Linked DNA regions of Mus musculus: regions 1 and 2 are each linked to region 3. A link is a loop called in an ENCODE intact Hi-C map of the cell type or tissue named here. Cell type or tissue: left cerebral cortex. All regions are shown on one strand.

Region 1 (8,000 bases), 380 kb after region 3:
ACTCTGCCACACGGAAAGAGTGGACACAGCCCTCATACTTAGATTCAGTCAGCTGATAGGGTAGGGTACGATCTTGCTCCACAGGGGTCTCTCTCTCTGCACCCTAGCTGAGGATTCTAGCTTACGGAGTGAGCAGCATCTGCAGCCGCCATGAAGGAGATTATTTTGGGAGGCAAAGGAGTCTTTGGAGTGAGTCAGAAATCAAGCACCATGTACGCAGCCACCCACATGCCACCTCCTCCTGAGGGTCCCAGTTCAGAGAAAAGCATGCTTTCCAGGGTAAAACTGCCTTCTCATTTTTCCTAGTTCATATACAGCTCACAAAAACAACACTAGGTAGACCAGAAGTCCCCAAAGGCAGTCTGCCTCTCCTTGGCTCTTCCCTTTGACCTCCCATGGCTCTGCCTCCACCACAGGCATCCTTTCAGCTACCAGTGCCTGCACCGCCTTTCTCATCCACCTTCCACGTCCCTGGCCCTTCCTCTTCCATCACAGTGGCCACCACAATACATTCACTCAGTTCTCAGAGGCCAAGCTATCCTCTAGCTATACTCCCAACAGCCACATGATAGGTAGACACATGTGGCACCTCCTTGGACCAGCCTCTCAGCCCAGAAGGCCTGACCTATAACTTGCCATCTGTTAAAAATCTAACCATCCTTCTGGTTGTCACTGACTCTACCAAGGGACTTCCATGATGACCCTAAGTCAGACCCCATCCCCAACTCCTCCTCAAGTCCACAGTATTCTGTGTCCATTACCACTACACATGATCTCCTGTGATATTGTTCCCAAAACATCACCAGGAAGTACATCTTCCCAAATACAGGAGTCACCTGCCATGCATGTTAGAAGCAAGTGGTTTGAGCAGCGTCAGCAGCCCCCATTTTGGAATCTAATTTACCACGGCAAGTGTAGCACACAGCACATGCTCAGGAAGAGTCTGAGGTCAGGGTCTGAGGTCAGGGCATACTTTCTCCTCCTTTCTTTAAGGAGGGTCTGGAACTGCATTGCTGTGTCTCTGTACAGCAGCATGTTGTTTCTCAGCGGTTGTGCAAATCCTCTTTTATCACATTAGCAGCTGGAATCCTGGTATTATTAGTTTCGCTCCCCCACATCCCTACTTTCCTGTAGCTTAGTTCATGGGATAAATAAAACGGAACACTCCAAACTTCTTTTTCCTTTGAGTACATTAAAACATGACGGGGCCATATGCTTAAGAACCAGGCTACTCCAGAGGCTCCTCACAGCCTAAAACCATCTCACGGTGCAAGTAGTTTCCTGGATGCTTTATGGAATTTTGGCATTAGGAAAAGCTGGGTGTTCCCAGGTGGGTCAAGAAGAACAGAGCAGCAGGAATAGAAGCTACTGAGTTCATCCTTGATGGGAGGCAGATTCTGGACATCTCGGTGGCTCCTCTGTGATATCACTGATGAATGTGACTGAAGTGGACAGTCTGCAGGCTTCAGACTCATGGTATGCAAGTTTTCAAGATTTACTTAAATGAGCAGCCCACACAAATGACTCATTAGATTTGTCTTACCTCACCTTGTGTGAATGTGTATGTGAGTGTGTGTGTGTGTGTGTGTGTGTGTGTGTGTGTGTGTGAGTGTGTGTGTGTCCTTCATGTGAGTGCTAGGATCGGAACTTGGAGCCTCGTTTGTATGGCTCTCCTCTCTTACCCATTAAGCCATCTCTCTAGCCCCTAGCTTCTCATTTAATTAGATATGTATGCCTCTGTGTGTGTTTGTATGTGTGTGTGTGTGCATGCATGCATAAGTGTGTGTATGTGTGCATGTGAAAGTGTGTGTGTGTGTGTGAGTGTGTGTATATGTGTGTGGGGGGTAGATGGGTGGGTGGGAGTTATGCACACGTGTGATGTCTGCTGAGGCCAGAGGAGGGAATCAGGTGTCCTGATCAACCAACCACTCTCTGCTTTACTCCTTTGAGACAGGGTCTCTAACTAAAGCTGGAGCAAGACAAGCAGCCAGGAAGCCCCAGTGATTCGTCTGTGCTGGGTTACAGGTGTGTGCAGCCATCCACACCTGGTGTTCTCCATGTGAGTGCTGGGATCCAAACTTGGGGCCTTATGTTTGTGCAGCAATCTCTGTTACACATTGAGCCACCTCTCCAGCCCCCTGGCCTCTCATCTAACTAGACTCACCAATGTCTCTTCTATCATTATTTTTCTACTGTAGATATAGACACTAAAGTCTCATCACATTATTGAAATGCTGGTTTTTTGTTTTGGTTTTTGGTTTCTTCTGTTTTGATAGTTCCACCAGAATCCCACATCTGCTCCGGAACACGATGGCAGCCATGCCAAATTAGAAATATAAATATAATTTTTGTTATCATCTTCTACTCAATATTGCTTGGAGACCCCTTCACCTGCCCTTCTCTGTCTCGTGCTTCCTCACCTTCATGTGGTAAGGTCTAAGATCTGCATCTCAATGGACTATGCCTGCCTGGCACCGGCTCACCAGGCTTTCTGTCAGCACTGGCCTTCCCTGTTACCCTCCCTCCCTCACACTCTGAAGTTAAGAACAGCGAGTTTTAAGCTCCATACTTGCATCTTTCCAAACAAGAGTGACTTAGCACTCAAACAATAAGTACTGCCTTCCCCCAGGAAACTGTGTCCTCCACCGGGCCCTGTGAATGGCATTTCATTCATTCATTCTTCAAACAGGTTGGAGGGATGGGAGGAGCTTCAGGCAGAACAGGGTGGCACAGTTTGCACCCCACACCTCAGCTTCCTTTCACTTTTTATCTTGTGGTGGAATCTCACCACGCTGTCCAGGCTGGCCTTGGACTTATTCTGCAGGTCAGAGAAGCCTTCAACTTGGAATCCTTCTGCCTCAGTCCCCCAAGTAGGTAGGATGAGAGGTCTGAACCACACCAAGCTTAGCAAATGCTTATGGAGTTCCCACTCACACTTCAAGCACTGGAGACAGACAAGTGACAAACCTGACCCAGACCTTCACCCTCCTAGAATTTTTAATTAAGAGAGACAGATAATAGGATAAAACTCTAAAGTAAGAGCTGCTACATGACGGTATGCTAACAGAGCAGGCACGACCTACGCACAGAAGTAGCAGGAAGGTGGCCAGCCAATGTCACTTAGGAGGCCGTGGCATCAAGGCAAGGGCCCACAGGAGACAGGGTGTGAGCCATGAGATGGTCTAAGAAAAACAAGCTCCAGACAGAAGCAATGGTAAAGCACCCTGGGGTGTAAAGGGCATGCCACACTCTGTTGCTCTGCTGTAGACTGACACGTTCTTGGGTCTAGAAGGACAGTGCCAATGAGAGATGTGATTTCTTACATTAGCCCTCCAGGCACTGAGGACATTACCGGATTCCTGAGACCTACCAAGTTCACCATAGACTTACTCTTCAGGTGAACATGTGAGTCCCAGTTCCTCACAGACACTCTGTGGTGTAGTTGAGTGGAAACCTACACTGTGGTGATACTGAACCTAGAGGTCTGCTAAAAGGATTGTGATATTGATGTAGGGGGTCATGTTGAGAGATTGAAGGATGTTCAAAGTACCCATCCAGGTGTGTCTGAGTGTTTACAGAGGAGATGGGCATGTGGGTCAGTGAACTGAGTGACAGAGACCTGCTCAGACTCTGGGAAGCACCAACTAAATGTCTAAGCACCTGAATGAATAAAAAAAAAATCAAACAGGAAGAAAGGAAGGCAACTTCCATCCCTCTATGGGCTCCCTCCCAAGTCAGTGTGCTGTCTGATGCCACTTTTAGGCTTGGACCAATGATCTTTAACCTTTGACTTAAATCTGCACTAGGGGCAATGAGTGGAGGTCCCTCAGGTCTTTGGTCTCAAGCTGAGGGAGTTGAGGTTATACCTTGGGTCTCTCAGACTTCTGATTTCTTAGATGAAGCCATACACCAGCTTTGCTGGTTCTGCAGCTTGTAGGCAGCCACCACTATGGACCTGCTCAGCCTCTGTGACCATGAGAGTTAGCTTGACACACCCATCCTTTTGTGTGTGTGTGTGTGTGTGTGTGTGTGTGTGTGTGTGTGTCTATACCTATATTTATATTTACATAAATACACAACTTTGCCACTAGAGGTCTCTCTCTCCCCAAACCTCTTTTTCTAGTTTCATGTAACAGAGACTGGCCTTGAACTCAGTATGGTAGATCCAAGGAGTCATAGGATCAGGAGCTTGTGACTCCTTGGAGTCTACCTCCCAAGTGCTGGATGCTAGGCATGCCACAGCACAGCCATTTATATGGCCCTGGCAATGGAACCCAAGACCTCACACATGCCATAAGCAAGCATGAGCCGCATATACCAGCCCCCACTGGCTCTCCTCTGGGAAAGCCTGGCTAATACAAAGATTTACTACTTTATTAACAAAAATTGTGTGTTGTCTGACTTCAAGAATGTTCATACTATTGGAACTCGGAGCCATTTCTGTTGATAATGGGATAAATTGGTTTTACCAGGTTTCATTGGAAGTTGCTTTCTGAAGCTGAAATTTAATTTGCCCCCCCCCCCTACTCATTGCAATATTGTACTTCGGCCATGTTTAATTCAATCCAGTGGTTATTTTCTGAAACCTGGGGAAAGAAGACACATTCTGAACGGAGAAATGATAGGAAAACAGGGCAGCCTGATCCCTGCCCTCACACTGCCTGAGGCCAAGCCCAGAGCAAACAGAACGTAAACTGCACTGGGAGCAAACTGTATCTGCAACCTGCAGTCTATTCAGCAGGAGGCCCAAGACCATGCACACAGGGGACTACTCCTGGCTCACATAGCAGGTCTGCTGACCGTACTCAGGGAAAGGATGTGGCTATTGAGCCCAAGGGGAGCTTTTTAACCAAAAAATGGGATTGCCTGCACCCTTCTATCTGTTTACTCCACTAATGTCGTCCAAAAGCCACATCTGCAGTCGCTGCAGAAAACAGTCAAGGAGGAAGTTTAGAAATCACTGCAAAGACTGTGGACGTCCCTCGTGCTTACTCAGAGGCATGGAGCAAACTGTGCTCCCTCGTGGATTTACACCATCAAGCTTCCCCTTATGGAGATACTGGAAATAAACCCTTGGTTGTTGACAAAAAAAAAAAAAAAAAAAACCCAAAGGAGAAGGGACAGAAATTCTGGATTTATCATGCAACATGTTCATCGCTCAGAATACTAAATTCAGCTTTCTTCTTCTACAAAAGAGATGAATCCAAGTGCCCTAGAATGTTTTTTCTCCCTCATCTCAAAGGAAGCAATGCAGCCACCTGAAGCCTAGATACTATGGTTTTAATTTCTTTAGGCTAATTTGATTTAAATCTCAGGGATAACACAGGTCAGAGTCTGGTGTGGGTGAAAAGCCAAGTGAGTTTCCTAAGAGTCATAGATGTCCCCAGGACTGTGACCAGAGGAGAACACTGGTCCCTTATCACTCTCCTGGCTTTATATACAAAATATACACTCTCCTGCGGTTAGGAAAGTATTCTAGGAAGCAGCAGAGAGGCAAGGACCATTCCCTACACAGCCTCTTTAGATTTAAAAGTCTCACACATGCCCTGTCTGAACATAGCCACTCCAGCCAGTCTCATCCTGACCAAACATCAAGGTGCAGGCAAAAAGGCAAGAACCCCCAATCAGGTGGCCTCCTACCAAACACCAGGTATTTGTGGCACAGATCCCCTGGAGGATGGGCAGTCAAGAGGAGGAGTCCAGCAGCTAGTTTAGATGGGTGACGGGTTTTCTGGAATGTAACGCAGGAGTGTGGTACTGCCAAGTGCAGACCAGCAGCCTGAGCCCCTGGGCTAAGTCAGTGAGGGTGGAGCTGCAATGTTATGGAACCATCCTGGCTAAAATGAAGACACGAGAGAGAGAGAGAGAGAGAGAGAGAGAGAGAGAGAGAAAGAGAAAGAGAAAGAGAAAGAGAAAGAGAAAGAGAAAGAGAAAGAGAAAGAGAAAGAGAAAGAGAAAGAGAAAGAGAAAGAGAAAGAGAAAGAGAAAGAGAAAGAGAAAGAAAGAGAAAGAGAAGCTGTGTCCCCTCCTTGGCTCTCAGTCTGTTAAGCAATGGTCCCTAAGAAACTAGAATTTCCCCAGCAGTCTCAAGGTGAAAGAAGGAAAACATTGGACAAGGTGCCAGCCTCAGGTGGAGCCTGTCCCTCAGGAAAAGGCCTACTCCAAAAAGGCAGGGGACAACAGGGGCTCTTGGAATCCAAGGCTGAGGTAAGAAGGACCTTCCAACTTTGTGGTTTCCATTCTTTTCATTCATGATTTTAATGCTGACTGTCCTTCATTGATACCACTCAAGATCTCAGAGGCCATTCCTCTGACAGCCCTGGGGAATGCTGGGTAAGAATCAGTCTACCACCACAGGGGAATGCTGGGTAAGAATCAGTCTACCATCTTCATTCCCTGAAGGAACCAACACATACAGGGCTCCACTCTGTGGCTCTCTAACCTCTGAGTATAAGTCTCCATGGGAATATTATGAAGAAAAATGGTTCTCTTCAGAGGTTTTTGGAAAAAAAACCCACAGTTCTGAGGTCTCTGGAAGTCAAGTACAGAGAGCCACCATCACTCAGTATATACAGTTCCCCTGCATACTAGGCCCAAGAGACAGCAGGGTCAGATTCAGCCTTCGTGGTGGCTATTATAGAACACTCAAAGGCTCCCCAGAGTTTCAGCCTGACCCTAGATGAGGTCACTGCTGCTCAGAGAAGAGAAAAGAACTATCCAAATGCAGCAACCTTCTAAAATTCCAATCTCAGCCCCAACCACACACAACCTTCTATTACCACTGCTGTGGTTTTGTCCTTTCCAGAACGTTCTATCCTGAAATCATCATCTAGCATGCAGCCAGGGACAGCTGAGTCCATTTCTAAGGAACAGATTTCAAGGTTTCCCTGGGTCTTTCCATGACTTTCCATGGACAGTGGATGGCATGCCATTGTCTGTAGGTAGCAGGGTACATCCACTCATCTTCTAAGGGTTGCTTGTAAGGTTTTAGCGATAAGCAGTGGAAGTGCCACCTGTCCCTTCTCACATAGCTCTCAGCACAGTCACGGGGCCACAAGAAAATGTCCCACAGGACACGCTGAAGGTTGCCATGCAATGTCCAGAGCAAGTGCTGGCAGCAACAACAGGGTCATCCACACGTGTCTTCTGAAGTCATGATTATACTCATGAACAGTGACTGTGCTGGATAGCTCATGTCAACATGACACAGGCTAAAGTCATCTGAGAGGAGGGAGCCTCCTTAAGATCAAACTGTAGGCAAGCCTGTAGGGCATGCTCTTAATTGGTGATTGACAGGGGAGGGCTCAGACCATTGTGAGTGGTGCCATCTCTGGGACCACTATAAGAAAGGAGGCTGAGCAAGCCATGGGGAGCAAGCCAGTAAGCAGCACCCCTCCATGGCCTCTGCATCAGCTCCTGCCTCCAAGTTCCTGTTTGAGTTCCTGTCCTAACTTTCTTCAATGATGGATTACAATGCGGAAGTGTAAGCCAAAGAAACCCTTTCATGCCCGTCTTGCTTTCTGGTCATGGTGTTTCATTGCAGCAATAGAAACCCTGACTGAGACAGTGACTTAAGGAATCTTCCTGGTGACGCTCAGAAGCAACCCCAGCTTTGTGCAGAGCAGAGTCCAGGGCTGCAAAGGCAGCAGATGAGCCAACAGCAGGCATCACCAGTAAAGAGCAGTGGCTAAAAGAAACTACCGACCTTGCCAGATGTCCACGCACAAGGATTCAGGGGTGCTAGGACCACCAGAGGACCCAGAGGTCACCAGGCCTGTGATCCATACTTGAAAGATGAAGGAAGAGAGTATGTGAATGTCTCATCCCAGGGACAGAACAAACTGACAGACAGACACCAACCCTGGTCCCAGCTCTCATGTGCTGCACACTAACTAACACATGAGGAAAATGAGAAGAAAGCAGAATGCACTGATTTTGCTGTAGTAAAACACACTTTAAACTTGACCATGCTGCACATGTTAAGCTTTAGTTCTAGTGAA
Region 2 (8,000 bases), 400 kb after region 3:
CAGCATATCTGAAAGACGGGGCAGTTTAACGTCATCTAAACTTTAAAGTTTTGTCTTCCGTGTTTGCCAAGAATTTACCTGGCATTTTTACTTTTGTGTGTGGTAAGACAGAAGCATTAGCCTTTACTGTGTGAGCAGTGTGCATGCCACAAAGGCCTGCTAAGTGAGCCCCTCTTCCACAGTAGCCCGCACTGCCACCTTTCCCTTTTGGTGTGTCAGGTTTGTGAGTCATCTCCAGGGTAGCCTCAAACTCTCTACACATCCAAGGATGGCTGTGAGCTCCCAATCCTGTTACTTCTACCTCCCAGGATTACAGGCGTGCACTACCACACCTGGCTGGTGCTGGGGCGGTAACTTGGCTGTCAGAATGCAAAATCCTAGGCTCTGTCCCTGCACAGCCACCTTCATTCTCTCTGACTGTGTGTGTGTGTGTGTGTGTGTGTGTGTGTGTGTGTGTGTGTGTGTCTGCCTGTCTGTCTGTCTGTCTCCCATCACCCCCTCCAGAGTTTTATCTATCCTACATCAACAGCACAGTACTTGCAAACCAAGCTGTCCTGACAACTCTCGTAACTGTCGGAGGAAACCTTCCCATATCATTTTTCTCCTTTAGTCTCTTCCCACCAGTGTTTGGTATGTTCATTCATTTCCTTGCACTGTGCCCAGTAAGTACTTTTAGTAAAGTCTAGACTTTAAGCAGGGACAGTAAACATCACTGTCATCTTCCCAATTCATTTTATAAATGTTTCTAAGATATCCCTCATTAAAATAATGTCTTCAGAGATTTCTGGGTACATATTGATCTTTATCAAATTAAAGGCACCCTTCTATCCCAATTTGCTAAATTTTCTTAGTTAAGGAAGGATATTGACTTTTAATAAAGTGGCTTTTCTAAATTGTGAGATAATCATCCAGATTGCCTACTTTCACTTTTACTGTAATAAATTCTATTTCTGCATTTTCTAATATTGAAACCCCCATGTATTATTGGAACAAATCAACTGAATCTAGACGCTTGACTTCTGTGCTGCAGCCTTCCCAATCCCTTGTTTGGTCACAGATTCCATCTGTTTGCCTTCCTGCAGCAGCTAACCTGTGTACTTTGTTGGTTTGTTTTTTTTGTTTTGTTTTGTTTTTTTTTGAGTTAATTGGACTTACAGCATGGATTTATACTGTGTGTTCTGTTTCTATTCTCTGAAAAAGTTCATATAAAACCACAGTGATGCTGTACAGGCCACTGGGGAAATACAGTCATTAACAGTACTATCCAGCAGTGACCTGTAAACACCACAAAACACACCCAGGAAAGATGAGTAGGCAATACTGCAATGACCATTATGAGTAACCATATGAGGTAACCATATGGGGTAACCAAATGGGGTAGCCATATAGGGTAACCATACAGGGTAACCATATGGGTTAGTCATATACAGTTACCATATAGGATAACCATATGGGGTAACCATATGGGTTACCAAATTTCTTTGTGAGGCCAAGACTGGAATAAATACTTTACAGGTTGAAATAAGACCAAAACAGGAAACATACTTTGCAGGATAAGAGTTCTGTTTATAGTTAAAACAGTTTCTTTCCTGCTAAGAGCTGGCTGTGAGATAAGTCCATTGGTCCTGTGTCAGGTCCCTACTAATTAAGGCCTCTATTTACAATCAAGAGTAAAGTTCCTGGTCCATGATGCATGTCCCTGTATTTGTTCCTCCCGTTTCATTGTATCTTTTTTAACAATGAACAACTATCAACTCTCTCACCCAAGGTGAATACCTTATCTTTAGGGGAGACCTCCAGTCGGCCAGCCTAGAATGCATTCCAGCACAGCTTGCTTTAATTTGAACTCACTCCTTCTCAGGAGTAACACTTTCTGATTGGATCCCAGGCTTGCTCCACAGGAGGAAATTCATGCCTGGTACTGGAGACCAGGCCAAAAGCCCATGGCTAAGGACCTTGTATGCCTTGCCAGTGGGCTAGGGACCTCTAAATAGATGTGTCATCAAACTGCCTTCTAAATACTCGTTTATGTTTATACTCACAGATTAGTTCTGCCAGAGAAATTTCTTTTCACAGTGCATAGCAGTTTAATGCAGATGATCATGACTGGCCAAAACACTGAGAATAAGGGACTATAAGTACTCAGCCCTAGGTGGGACATCTGAATCACATACATACACAAACAGAGAGAGAGAGAGAGAGAGAGAGAGAGAGAGAGAGAGAGAGAGAGAGGTAGAAGGGCAGGGAGAGGGAGGAGGAGGGGAGGGGCAAAGGAAGGGAGGAATAGGGAGGGAGGGGAGGAAGGGGGAAGGAGGAGAGAGGAAGACAGAGAGGGAGGAGGAGGGGAGGAGAAAAGAGGGAGGGGAAGGAGGAAGAGGAGGGAGAGGGAGAGAACCTGTGCTCTGGAAACATTGCAGAAGAGAGGACAGAAAGAAGGTAAGAGCAAGAATATGAGGCACGTATAAATGTTGCCTTCTGGATATGATGTGGCCCCAGCAATCCTGATTTGCTATAGCTATGGTCACCTGGACAAGATCAAGTCAACAAGACCAGTCGACATTCCAGCAGGCTACAAAGGGGAAAGGAGAAGAAGGCATGGAAGGGAGAAGGGAAAAGGGATGTGTTGGGGGACGTCTAGGAGGAGCTAAGTGTAGACAGGATGAAGATAAATTATCAAAGAATAAACGAAGCACATTTTTTAAGACACAGGCCAGTTATAAATATATGTATTGTAAATGTTTAATATAGGCTCCGCCCCACAGTTACCTGGCAATAGCCAGGTATGCTTGACTCACTATAAAAGGGGCTGCTTGTCCCACTCCTTGCTCTCTTGCCTCTCTTGCCCTTTTGCCCTCTTCTCCCCTGGCTCCTGCCCCCTTATCCTCCTCCCCTCCTCCCCATTGCCCTCCCCCTCTCTCCACGTGCTCATGGCCAGCCTCTACTCCTCTTCCTCTTCCTTCTTCTCTGTCTCTGTCTCTATCTCTCTACTGTCATTAGGACCTCTGGGGGGGGGGGGGAGGCAGGGGAGGGGTGTGTCAGCATGGGCCCGCAGAGGCCCCTCCCCCACACCATGCTGTACCTTTACCAAACATATTCCTTCCTTTTTTCCATCTTTTTTATAAAACACAACATTGGTGCTGAAACAATGCTCGTATTTTATTAGAAACACGTTGAACGTGACTGTGAGTGACTTTAGGACTGTTTGGATTGGGGCTTTCTCTTGTAGTTGAGTCTGTTTATTATTCCTCCTAGAAACACCATGGCTTACACACACACACACACACACACACACACACACACACACACACACGGCCGCTGTCAGGCCCTCTTTGTCTCTTATGCTCTAAGCAACTGCTCAGTTTTCTTCTCTGTGGTATTTGCCCCTCTCTCTTCCTGGAACAAGCTCACTGAGGTCTTATCAATCTGGAGAGCAAGTGTCGTTGAAGCCACTTATCTTGCTTTTTTATTTTTTAGCATTTCTTTAATGTCTGCTTCCATTTTCCCTGTCTTTCCCCTCTCTTTAAGGACGGGTGCAGCTTTAACTGCCTTGCTCTCCGGCCGAAGGCTTATTTCATTATTTAAAGTCTTTATTCTCCGCTAAATAGAAGCATTTAAGATTTTACAGTCGTCGGAGCAACAGCTTGATTCCATGAGGCTTTATTTGCGGTCTTTTCCTTGTGCTCAATGTCTCAGCCTTTTCTGACTGCCATTATTCATTGTGTGCCTGAGCCAGCTCTAGGGAGCAGTTGTTAAGTTTTTCAGAGATATTTGGAGCTGATTGTTAAACTAAACTAAAATAAAATAAAGTTATATAAGCTTCAAACAGGCCTTGTCCCAAATCAAAAGTAGTAATTACTAAAGCACATTACTCTCTATTGCATTCCAGTGTACGGTCTTCTACACTCAAGGTTGCTCCCATCTGCGTCTGCATGGTGCTCAGCTTACATAACCCTGTTTGTGTGCTTCCAGGCTGGTGTTCAAGGGAAGCCCTGTGGGGAGCCTGGGGTCAGCTACAGGACATTTAGCTATACTTCGGAGTTAGAAAATTCTATAAATCAGGACAGGTTTATTTGTCCCCCACCCCCAGAATAGGTTATTTCATGATTTGGAAGAGTTTCTAAAATGCTGCACATTTTTGACAGATTTCATGTGCATCCGATTCATTGATGAGCACACAACAGGAACCTCTATGGGTCAAGAGAAAGCACTGAAATAGCATTACCGCCTTTAAAACTTCACTTGGATGCAAGGTCGTGACCTTGCAGGTACAATCAACTATTTATGCGTTGGTGGTTCATTCTTCCAATCCAGCTTCAAAGCAGATTCCCCCTCCCCATCTACTTATTTTTCCCAAAACACCACCCACAAGTTCTAATAATAACAATGAGTTGTGTTTCATGGATTACAAAGCACTTTCATACACACAGTGGTAGCTCTTAATCCTCACAAAGACCCACCCCATGCAGATGGTATCTTTAAGGGCCTCTGGGTCTGGAGTCTGGGGTCTGGGGTTTACTCTTAGCTCTTGCCAACTTGACGTTGTCCTATTGTCCTGCTCCTCCTCTAAGAACCAAGCTGAGGAGTTTGCTCCTTTCTATCAATTCTGTCTCTGGTGGAAGCCTCGGCACCCGGTAATGACTTTAGCTGCCCTCAGGTTACCTTTCGGATGATTTATTTATGCACTGGGATAAAAGAAAAGATGAAATCCTGCTTTTAACAAAGAAGCTGTCAAAATCGGCAAGCCAGTTTGTTTTCTGATGAAGACAATTTCTTGTAAGAAGTAGAAAAATGAGAGATTGATTTTAAAATTCATTTCTCACTGCAGGAGAAAATTATCATTAGGCGACAATCATTTCAGTTACAGAACTCTGGCTTGCCTCACTGGCAGGGCGGGGCCTGCGTACACAGGGTAAGTGTGTGTTCAAGTCTAAAAGGGCCAGAACATATGCACAGCAGCAGTAAGTCAGGGGCTTCTCCAAGCAACAGGAAAATTCTCACCCAAAATCTTAGGAGAAGCCTCCCTAAGTCTTTCTGCAGCCCCGTGGCTCAGTGTGAGAGGTGGTGTGAAACTCGCCCTGCTTATGGCCCCTCCCTTCCTGTCAGTACCAATGGGGCAAACACAGCAGCCTAACTGCTTCCACCTACATATCCCTCTGCCCTTTGACCTCTGGTACCCAGAATGCACTCTGCCTGTGCTCAGAGTTCTCAAGGGTGCCCCCTCTCTGATTCTTTGTTCTCCAGTAGATCTGTGATTCTCCTGTCTACCCTTTAGCCCACCTGCTCTCCAGACTTCCACACAGTAATTCATTGCGAAGCCAGCTAGATGGCTCAGTGGATAAGGGCACTTTGCTGCTAAGCCCAATGAGCTACGTTCAAGCCACACAACCTACATGGTGGAAAAAAGAGAACTAAATCCCTTTAAGTTGTTCTCTGACCTCCACATATGACAATATGGGCCACACACACATCGATACATACAAATATATAAATATTTAATACACATACATACATACACACACACACACACACACACACACACACACACATATATATATTACTCTCTGGGCCAAGCATATTCAAACCATGACATTCCACTCCCTGGCCCCATAGGCTTGTTCAAACACATGAATGAGTCTATGGGGGCCATATCTAGCCATAGCACAATAAAAGTATATTTAGTCCAACTTCCAAAGTCCCCATAGTCTATAACAATAGCAGCAATGTTAAAAGTCCAAAGTTCTAAGCCTTTTCTGAGATCCATCCAGTCACTTAACTGTAATCCCTCAAAGCAAAACAGAAAACTAGCTGGGCAAACTCCAAACTCTGCATCTCAATGTCTGATGTTAAAGCAGTTTCATATCTCCAACTCCTTTTTCATCTTTGTTAACTGCAATGAACTTCTTTTCCTGAGCTGTTTCCACTCCCTGTTAGCAGCATTCCTAAGGAGATATCCTGTGCCTCTGGCATCTCAAACATCTTGCTCCAAGGCAATTTCAATGTTACAGTTTCTTGTGTCAATGTCTGGGATCCACACTTGACCTTCTGGGCTCCTCCAAAGGGCTGGTGTCACTTCTCCAGATCTGCCCTCTGTAGCACTCTAAGCTCAGGTTGATCCACTCCACTGCCGCTGCTGTTCTTGGTGATCAGCCCATGGTACTGGCATCTCTAATAAGCTAGGGTCTTCTGCAGCAACTAGTCTTCACCAATAGCCTCTCACAGTCTCTCTTCATGGTGCCAAGCCTCAACTCCTTTGCATGACCCCTTCAGTTCTGGGCCATCAACTGCAACTGGGGCTCCTTCACCAATGGCCTTCCATGGCCTCTCACAGTGCCAAGCCTCAACTGTTCTTCATGTCACCTTCATGCCTTCAAAACCAGTACCACCTGGATGACTCTTACACAGCACCAAGTATAGCTGCAGCACAAAGTACAACCTTAGCTATCTCTGGAACACAGCTTCTTTGTCCTCTTAGTAAACACTTCCCACAGGATTTTACCTCAATGATGCTGGTCTCTTCTTAATCACTGCTAATTTCTTAGCTCCAGCTAACCAGCATCAATTGTCCCAGTAGTCCCTTCTATTTTTCACTCTAGAGTCAGAGCCATATAACTGAAGCTGCTGTATTCTATTGCTTGCTGGGGCTGGAACATGGCCCTCTTATTCTATTATGAGCTTCCTGTTTTCCAACTCCCTCACTGCCTAAGCTCGGCTTTCCTGCTGGAACTTGCTCTGTAGATTGATCTTATACTCAGAGATTTGCAGGGCTCTGTCTCCTGTAATGCTGGGATTAAAGGTATGTACCACCATGCCTAGATTTGAGCTTTTATTCACCTAGAACTTGCACTGTCCCGGGGTAGCCTTGAACTCAGAGATCTGCTTGGCTTTATCTCCTGGGATTAAAGGTGTGTACCACACCATGCCTGGATCTAAATTTACCTAGGTAGAATCTTGCCCCAAAGTCTCACTCCCTTAATCTGCTATCTCCTAGAACACAGGATTTGGATCCATTTCACTTCCTGGCACCCCTTTAATATTCAAACCATATATTTTTATATTTTTTTCCTTTGTAAGCTTCTTCATGAGACCTAATCAGAGAACAAAGACTCTGCTAGGCTTTTTTGAGACTTCCTTCATCAGTGCAATTAACATAAATCTCTGTAACTTAACCACAGGTAGACTCTTAAAACAAGGGCAAAAAGCAGCCACATTCTTCACCAAAATACTACAAAAACAGTCTCTAGGCCACATACTGAAATTCTTTTCCACTGAACCGTCTTGAGCTAGGTCTGCACTCTCAGTAACAAAGTCTTCCATATTAATGGAAGGAATAGAATAGCCCATTAAGCCCCATTTAAAGCATTTCACTGCTTTCCAAAACCAAATTCCCCAAATCCACATTCTTCCAAACAAAAGCATGGTCAGACCTATCACAGCAATACCCAACTCCTGGTACCAATTTCTGTCTTAGTTAAGGTTTTACTGCTGTGAAGAGACACCATGACCAATGCAAGTCTTATAAAAGATAACATTTAATTGGGGCTGGCTTACAGGTTCAGAGGTCCAGTCCAGTATCATTGAGTCCAGGGACATGGCAGAATCCAGGCAGGTATGGTGCAGGAGAAGCTGAGAGTTCTACATCTTCATCTGAAGGCTGCTAGTGGAAGACTGACTTCTAGGCAGCTAGGGTGAGAGTCTTATGCCCACAGTAACACACCTACTCCAACAAGGCCACACCTCCAAATAGTGCCATTCCCTGGGCCAAGCATATTCAAAGCATAACAAATATATATATAATTTAAAATCTTATTTCATTCTGACATTTGACTATTTCAGCCTTACTCAGCCCACTTAAAAAGTGACACATTCATGCTAAATAGTAGGTGTAAAGCTGGGTCACCTTCTAAGGCCAGTCTTCCTGCTGCAGTCTCCTCCTGTCAATGGAGTCAGCAGTCTCCTCTCAGCCTTAAATCAATCAACTGCCAACACCTGTCAACTAAACT
Region 3 (8,000 bases):
GACCCCCTACTTGGGATGGAATTGACAGAGTATGGCTGGGCCCATGTCTTCACAAGAGGCCATGTTACACTTAGTGGGAGAGAGCAGAGTTGCTAACCAGCTCCAGAGGCTGTTCTGTGAGCAGGTGCTCCAAGACCTACAGACTGCATTTTTTTGTCTGTGAGCTTCCAAGTTGGGTAGCTATAGGTTTGAATCCCATCTCTCTTAGACACGGGTGGGCAGCTTTGGTGGAGCTTACATCTGTCTGAACACCTTCATCTCAAAAATGAGACTTGCCCTTTCAGAGCTACTGTGGGGGTTCAGTGAAATGTTGTACCTTTTGGATGGGCCTCACAGTAAATCCTATAGATAGAGTAAGTGGTGTATGTATATGCATGCGATGTGCATATGTCCTCTGGATAGAGTATATGGTGCATGTGTGTGCATGGGGTGTACACATGTCCTGTAGATACAGTATATGGTGCATGTGTGTGCATGTGTGTGCACATGTGCTCATGCACATGCATGTCTTCGTTGGTCTTCTTTGCTTGTTTGCATCTGTCTCTATTCTGCCAGCAAGGTAGTTTGGGAGTCTTACTTCCCCAGAAGGACACAGTCTCCAGGTATAGGATTTGTCTGGAGAAAACCATTTGTGAAAACCATTGTCCTTCATTCTTTCACCCTAACAGCAGAGGCCACACATACTGTGACTGGATCTTCCCTTATCCTACTCAGTTCTTTTGGGGGACTCTTGTTTGGCTGGTCTCTATATGTGCGCTCTCTCTCTCTCTCTCTCTCTCTGTCTCTGTCTCTGTCTCTGTCTCTCTCTGTCTCTCTGTCTCTCTGTCTCTCTCTCTCTCTCTCTGTCTCTGTCTCTCTCTGTCTCTCTGTCTCTCTGTCTCTCTCTCTCTCTCTCTGTGTGTATCTCTCTCTCTCTCTCTCTCTCTCTCTCTCTCTCTCTCTCTCTCTCTCTCTCTGTATGTGTGTATGTAGAGGCAGTGAGCTCTTGAAAGGGAGTACTTTATTCCACCGATAATGTGCTCTGACATTCTGTTTTGTACTGTTATATGTGAAAATGTTGGCCAGAAACCAGCCACCTGGCTGAGTCCTTCCAGGGTGTGTGAGCCCTTTCTCTCATACCTGCACCCGGACAGGGAATGGCTGGCTCTTGTGCAGTATGCACAGTCAGACTCACATACTTATACAAGTCAGCTTTCCAAACAGGGTAACACTTTTTTGCTCCTCTGAACAGAGTTTGAGTTTCCAAGGCTTGTGTCTCATTGACACTTGATTTTGGCTTTTAGTTTTGAAAGCCTGATGAATGTGAAGTATACCTCATTGCTTCTGCAAATGCGTGGGAACCAAAGCCTTCTAAGCTATGTGACAAAAATAAATCTTCTCTCCATTAAGATCTCCTGAAATCATTCTGTTCACACGTGTGCAGAGACCAACAGTGCCCTGGGGAGTGACTTTTAGTCACCACTCATTTAGAGTCAGGTTGCTTCACTCACATCCGTGTGGTTTACAGCGTCTTGATGCCCTGTGACCATGTGGCCCATGTGATAACCATGACAATGGTGACAGCACTGCCTTGAAATGAATTGTCACTATTTGATTTTTTTTTTTTTTTGAGACAGGGTCTCCCTTGGTTGATTATTTGGAACTTGCTTATGTGGAATAGTCTAGCCTCGAACTCACAACCTCCTGTGTACTGACTGGGATTAAAGGCATGAGTCACCACACCTGACAGACTATGTCATTTCTACTTAACCAGTCTGAGCTTTACAATGAAGAATCGTATTGTCCCCCAGTGGCATCCCATGTCCCCCAGGCCAGAGAATTGGCTTCATCAGCACACACAGGAGATGTCTATTCTCCCCACGCTGATGTATTTCTTAAGGTTTTTGTGAGTGGAATGTCTTAGGCCCTCTTAGAGACGCACAACACATCATACCTAGTATCTCCACCAGCATTTTTACTGCCTGAAACCAATCTTTTACCCCCTTATGATATCCCTGAGAGCATCAGGCACTTTGTCACATACACCTGGGGAGCTGCCATCTGCCACTCCCTTTGCAGGAAGTCTAGAATGACTGGTGCGCGCAGCTGTATGGATACCCAAAGTTAGATTCCATGGAGTCCTTTTCTGCATGATTTTAACTTTACTTATAGCTGAATCGTATTCCACTGTGTATATGTACCACATCTATTATCTACTTGTCTGTTGAAGGATGTTTATTTTGTTTCCCTTACCTGGGTATTGTGACTAGGGCAGCTATGAGCACTGCCAAGTGTCTGTGCGATAGGATGTCAAGTCCCTTCCGCATATGCCAAGGATGCTGTGGCTGGGCCGTATGAGAGACTTATTTTCCGTTTCTGAGAATTCTGCATATTGAGTTCCAGAGTGGCCTTCTCACTAATCTGCATTTCCCTCCCTGTTCACAGCGAGGCTTTTTTTTAAAATACTTTTTTATTACGCGTATTTTCCTCAATTACATTTTCAATGCTATCCCAAAAGTTCCCCCCCACACTTCCCTAACACAGCGAGGCTTTAAGCATTCTCCTTAGTAACTGCCCCTACACACACACACACACACACACACACACACACACACACACTTTATTTAACTGTTTGGAAAGCAGAGAGTTTTCACACTCCTTCTCTCTCTGCTTTGAGCCCCACACCATGCTTTTGTCTCAAACATTGCTTTGCTCTGCCTACAGACTTTGCAGCTGGAGGGTACCAAAGACTTTTTGTCCATGACTGGTGGGGAGAACAGCCTGCCAGGGCCTCAGGTGTGGCTTTGCTGGGTGGACTTGTCAGGAGCTCTGGTTGTCTCCCCTACTTCCTTCTGAACTGAGCCATCCCGCCAAATACCCGGGGATCCGTGAGAGCCCTGCAGAGACCCCATTAGCTGTGACTGCAGGTTATGAACCTGTCACTTACACTGTGTGTGCTCAGATGGGAGGGGCCTTTCCCTTCTTAGAGATAAGTTATGTTGAAGTCTTTCAAACGCATGTCTGTTTATGGAAACATGTCGAGTTAAAACCGTCTGTGAGGAATGCACTGATTGGGACTTCCACCTTTCTGTTGTAGAAAGGTGTGGCCTCATGTTCCCAACAGCCAGGCCTGTTCCCGACATCCAGGCAGCTTCAGCATCCCTTTGCTTCTCAAGCAGACCACACTTCCTAAACCCGGTGCCATGTCCTTTGGTCTCTGTCATGTCTGTTTGTCTGTCCTTCAGCCTCTCTCCTTGCCTCCGTGGTTCCCACGCTGGGCACATCTTTAAACACAGCTGGTGTGGCCTCACCTGGGTGTTTTCATTAGCTGTTCCTTCCAGGTGGAACACCCTTTCCTGTCTGACCTCTCATCACTCCCATTGAATTTAAATGTCACTCCCCCATAGACGCTTTCCTTGTGACCCGAACAGAAACGGCCTCCCTATGTTCCCGCACCCTCCAGGTTCTCAGCACAGGGCTTGTCTGACCTGAAACTTCCTTGCTTTCTCTGCCCCACACCACACAGATAAGCTGCAAATGGGAGGAACTTCCTTGGTCTTCTTCACCACAGCAGCCCAGCACCTCCAACAGGAGTGAGCCGGTTGACTCTACAGGTGCTTGTTAAGTGTGAGCAGTGCACTTGGTCAGGCACACACCCCTGTTGTTATAAGCAGCTTTTCCAGGACTGGGGATGGCCCAGCTGCTGATAGTGTAAGCACCAGGCCCTGAACTCGGATCTCCATCATATATAAAAAGCCCCATGAGGTTCCCTGTACCTTCACCCTGGCACTGTGGGGAGAAGCATGCAGAGTCCCGAGGATTGCTGGGGCTTGTTAGCCAGTCACTCTAACAAAAGATGTGGTGAGCTCCCGGTTCAGTGAGAGACCCTGTCTCAGGGGTACACTGGATGTCCTCCTCTGACCTTTAGGTATGCACGTGTTAGCTTGTGTGCCCCTACATGTGCACGGGTACACGCCACACACACACACACACACACACACACACACACACACACACACACATACACACACACACACACCATGTGTTTACAAGCATGTTTGGGGTCTGAACATGTGACTTTTAGTTATAACCTTGTGATTGCAAATTGTTATCTTGGAAGAACCACTGATTTATAACTAAACACATTGGTGTTTAGTTATAAATGAACAAGACATAGGTTTGATTCCTGGCACTCACAGGGTGGCTCATAATCATCTGTAACTCCAGTTCCAGGAGGCCAATGTCCTCTTCTGGCTTCCACAGGTACCAGGCACACATGTGGAATACATACATACACACAGCCAACCACCATACACAGAAAAATAAATAAGATAAAATAAAAATTAAGGAAGTACCAGTTGGTGCCTCCAAAGACGGCCATGTCTGCAATCTCTATGGACCTGCACAGCCCTGTATGTCAGTACACGGACCACCAGAGCAGTGCTAGGCTCCTGGCTGGAGGGCAGCATCAATGTGCGCCAATTCCTGGACACGCAGCCCCATTCAGGTAGCACAGCTGCATCTGGAAGGTGATATAACATTTATCTCAGCCCTTTCCTGGTAGAGAGAGGAAGAGAGAAGGAAAGGGGAGGAGGTATAGAGAGAGGAAGAGGGAGAGAGAGGAAGAGGGAGAGAGGGAAGAGGGAGAGAGAAAAGGGACAGGAAGGGACAGAGGGGGCACGAGTATCTGAATTAGAGGTTCAGGGAGCACATACCAGAAATGGCCAGGAGGTGGCAGTAGAAGCTCACTAGTCTTTAGATGAAAAATTCTAGCAATCAAGATAAAATTTTATTAGCTTAATATTTGGCCTCTCCTTAGAAGTCGACAAAGTATATTGATGTGGTGGTGGTGGTGGTGTGTGTATAAGTGTATGTATATGGGTGTTATGTATGAGTATATGCATGCATGTGTGAGTGTACATGTGTGTATGAGTATATATGCATGCATATATATGTGTATATGCCTGTACGTGTGTGTGTATGCATATGATGTGGACATGTATGTGTGTGTGTGTGTGTGTGTGACAGAGAGAGGGAGAGGGAGAGAGAGGGGGTAGGAGGGGAGAGAAGGAGAGAGAGAGAGAGAGAGAGAGAGAGAGAGGAGAATATCCATTCTCATCCCAGCTTTCAAGTTGTACCCAAATGTCCTCATGTTGGGATTTTAGACTCCTTTTCACGAAATTCCCCAGTAAAATCAACAATTCTCTAGTGAAAATCTGTATTTCAATTTTCTCAAGTTTATAGATTTCAAGCAGGACACGCTTTTACGTAGAGATTGCAGACGTGGCAGTCACTGGTGTTAGCAGTGAGAGCTTCCCAGTCCCTTTATTTCTAATTGGGGACCCTGACATTTGTCCACAGTACTCCAATAGTATCTCCAGAAGACATGCCTGTTTTCTTCTGAACTCCACTCTTTTAGGAAGGCACAGAATGGCCAACTGGAACCATTCGGTTTGGCATAGCCTGAGATCAAGGGGAGCAAAGGAGGCAGCGTCTGGCTTTTCTTGAGAAGAGCTCCAAAAACCCGTTTCTTGAGGTTGTTATTGAACAGTGTCTCATAGTGAATGCATGATAGATCCAGGCATTCAAGACAGGAGGGGGCATTGTGAGAAAGGAGCTTTGGCAGAGTGTTTAAGGGTGGACAAGAGGGAGTCCAGTTCTTAGTGACAGAGGAAGCAAAATGCCTGGGGTGTACTGGCACCTCTTTCAAGGCCTTACCTGTGCACTGGTGTGGGTGGAGCGGAGACACACCTGTCTCCTATGGGCGAACTGTCCAGGGTTTGGTGGCTCAGGGTTGTGCTATCTGTGTGCCCATCAGAGTGGAATGCCTCAAAGACATCCACTTGCTCTTGCTAACTCTGTGACATCTTGAGAAGGGAGACACTTGATAGTTGTTTTGAAAAAAAAAAAAAAAAAACGAGGACACAAATGTTCGGCAGACAGCACAGGCCCCTTTCCTCTTCCGTCCTTTTGAAATGTTGAACACTTAAAGGCTTGTTAAGATATGGCTGAATTTATTTTTTATATACATTCTCTCTTTGGATTAGAATCTTAAGGTTATTTAAGATTACTGCAGTGTGAACATAAAGGTTCTCTGGAATTTACTACCGAGTAGCTTGGCTGGTCAGCTATGGCTATTCCATGTGGTGAGAGGGTAATTTCATAGTGCACGCTTGCAGATCAGAAGAGATGCCCTCCTGACATGTCATTGGAAGGGGTATTGGTTTCCACCTAACACCAGCTAGTCCCTGCTACCATCTCCCCTTCCCCCAACAGCCCTCAGGACGTCATGGTTTTTGTTGCTTGAGCCCTAGAGACCTGGATTACAGATAATTTCTTAGACATATGAAATAGGCAAATCTTCCCTTTAAGCAGAATTGAAATGGGATGTCTGAAGTTATCAGCTATGCTGGGAAGATATTTCCCTTTGTGGAAGAAGTCTTGCTTCCGTGAAGGATACACAATAGAATCCGTTCATTTTGCACATTTTCAGTTCTTTTGCCATAGATTTTGCACATCACCTCTCCTGGGCAAAGCTTCAGTTGAAAATTTACTTTTCAGAGTCTCAGCATACTTGGCTGTGTGCACAACTCTCTTCTTGTCCCACATTATCTCCCAGAGGCTTGCTTGGCTGGGTGTGTGTCCTGTTATTTTGTGAGATCTTTTCTTTTAATTAAAATTTAAAAAATGACAGTTGTACTGGCTGGTTTGTGTGTCAACTTGACACAAGCTGGAGTTATCACAGAGAAAGGAGCCTCTCTTGAGGAAATGCCTCCATGAGATCCAGCTGTAAGACATTTTCTCAATTAGTGATCAAAGTGGGAGGGCCCAATCCATTGTGGGTGGGACCATCCCTGGGCTGGTAGCCTTGGGTTCAATAAGAGAGCAAGCTGAGCAAGCCAGGGGAAGCAAACCAGTAGGTAACATCCCTTCATGGCCACTGCATCAGCTCCTGCTTCCTGACCTGCTTGAGTTCTAGTCCTGACTTCCTTTGGTGATGAACAGCAATGTGGAAGTGTAAACTGAATAAACCCTTTCCTTTCCAGTTTGCTCCTTGGTCATGATGTTTGTGCAGGAATAGAAACCCTGACTAAGACAACAGTCTCATACATGCATGTAGTGAATTTTGATCATTTTTATCCCCCTTACCCTCTCTTGCCCACACTCCTTTCTTTCCAACAAGTCCCCACCATGCTTTCACGTCGTGTGTGTCCCACTGAGTTTAACTGGGGTTGCTTGTACGAGTAAGGGTAGGGGCTTGTTTACCAGAGCACCAACCACATATTAGTGGGTACACAGCTGAGGAAAAGGACCCCATGCCCCAGCAGCCGTTGACGGTCCCTCAGGGAGGAGTGGGGTCTTGCAGCCCCTTCTATGTTGGAACGTTGATGGGTTCAGTCTTGTGCAGGTCTTATGCAAGCAACCAGAGCTCAGGTGAGTTTGTGAGTTCAGTGGCCGTGCCGTGTGCAGAAGACATCCTTTATAGCACCCTTCCCCCAGCTCTTAGATTCTTTCTGCTCCCTCTTCTGTGGTGTTCTCCAAACCTCAGAAGGAATGATGTAGATGTCCCATTTACAGCCTTTCTTCTCAGGCTGCAGCCAGGTATGCGTCTCTGCGCTAATTGCTGTTTTCTGCAATAAGAAGCTCCTTGGGGGAAGATTGAGTGAGCTGCGATAGAAACACAGGTGTGTTTAGGAGGAGAGTGATGCCCTCTTCCTCCTTCTAAATGCATGTGTGTGTGTGCGTGTGTGTGTGTGTGTGTGTGTGTGTGTGCGTGTGTGTTGCCTATATACATGCCATGGGTGAGTGTGCTGACCCTGTGGGGGGACAGAAGACAGTGTCAGGACCTGTCAGATGTGGGTGCTGAAAACTGAACCTGGGTCCCCTGCAAGAGCAACAAATGCTCTAAACCACTGAGCTGCCTCTCCAGCCCTCTATGGGGTCTTTTTATTATTTATGAATGAATTAATTTATTTTTGAGGCAGGGTTTCTCTGTGTAGCTCTGGCTGTCCTCCACTCTC

Evidence for each region. A loop is a pair of places that touch in the nucleus more often than their neighbours do. Peaks named below come from ENCODE experiments on the same cell type or tissue, not always from the same donor. Only the 100,000 strongest peaks of a DNase experiment are listed, where the experiment ranks them.
Region 1: it touches region 3 in a loop (2.2-fold over the local background); 1 of 42 quality-filtered maps calls a loop at or near these places.
Region 2: it touches region 3 in a loop (2.4-fold over the local background); 1 of 42 quality-filtered maps calls a loop at or near these places.

Annotation. Positions count from the first base shown.
Region 1 is chr1:192,328,428-192,336,427 of GRCm38, reverse strand. The region is part of intron 6 of Kcnh1 (potassium voltage-gated channel, subfamily H (eag-related), member 1); the gene reads right to left. Among named protein-coding and RNA genes, the nearest start is that of Kcnh1, 140 kb to the right of the region's middle. In left cerebral cortex, a CTCF peak has its summit at 4,085 (motif pointing right); DNase peaks (open chromatin) are centred at 216, 1,478, 5,002 and 5,533; H3K27ac peaks cover 3,708 bases.
Region 2 is chr1:192,309,176-192,317,175 of GRCm38, reverse strand. All of the region lies in intron 6 of Kcnh1 (potassium voltage-gated channel, subfamily H (eag-related), member 1), which reads right to left. Among named protein-coding and RNA genes, the nearest start is that of Kcnh1, 120 kb to the right of the region's middle. In left cerebral cortex, no CTCF peak of the experiment used is centred here; DNase peaks (open chromatin) are centred at 234, 1,436, 3,754 and 3,900; H3K27ac peaks cover 1,027 bases.
Region 3 is chr1:192,708,857-192,716,856 of GRCm38, reverse strand. All of the region lies in intron 7 of Hhat (hedgehog acyltransferase), which reads left to right. Among named protein-coding and RNA genes, the nearest start is that of Gm22265, 33 kb to the left of the region's middle. In left cerebral cortex, a CTCF peak has its summit at 4,702 (motif pointing right); a DNase peak (open chromatin) is centred at 4,705.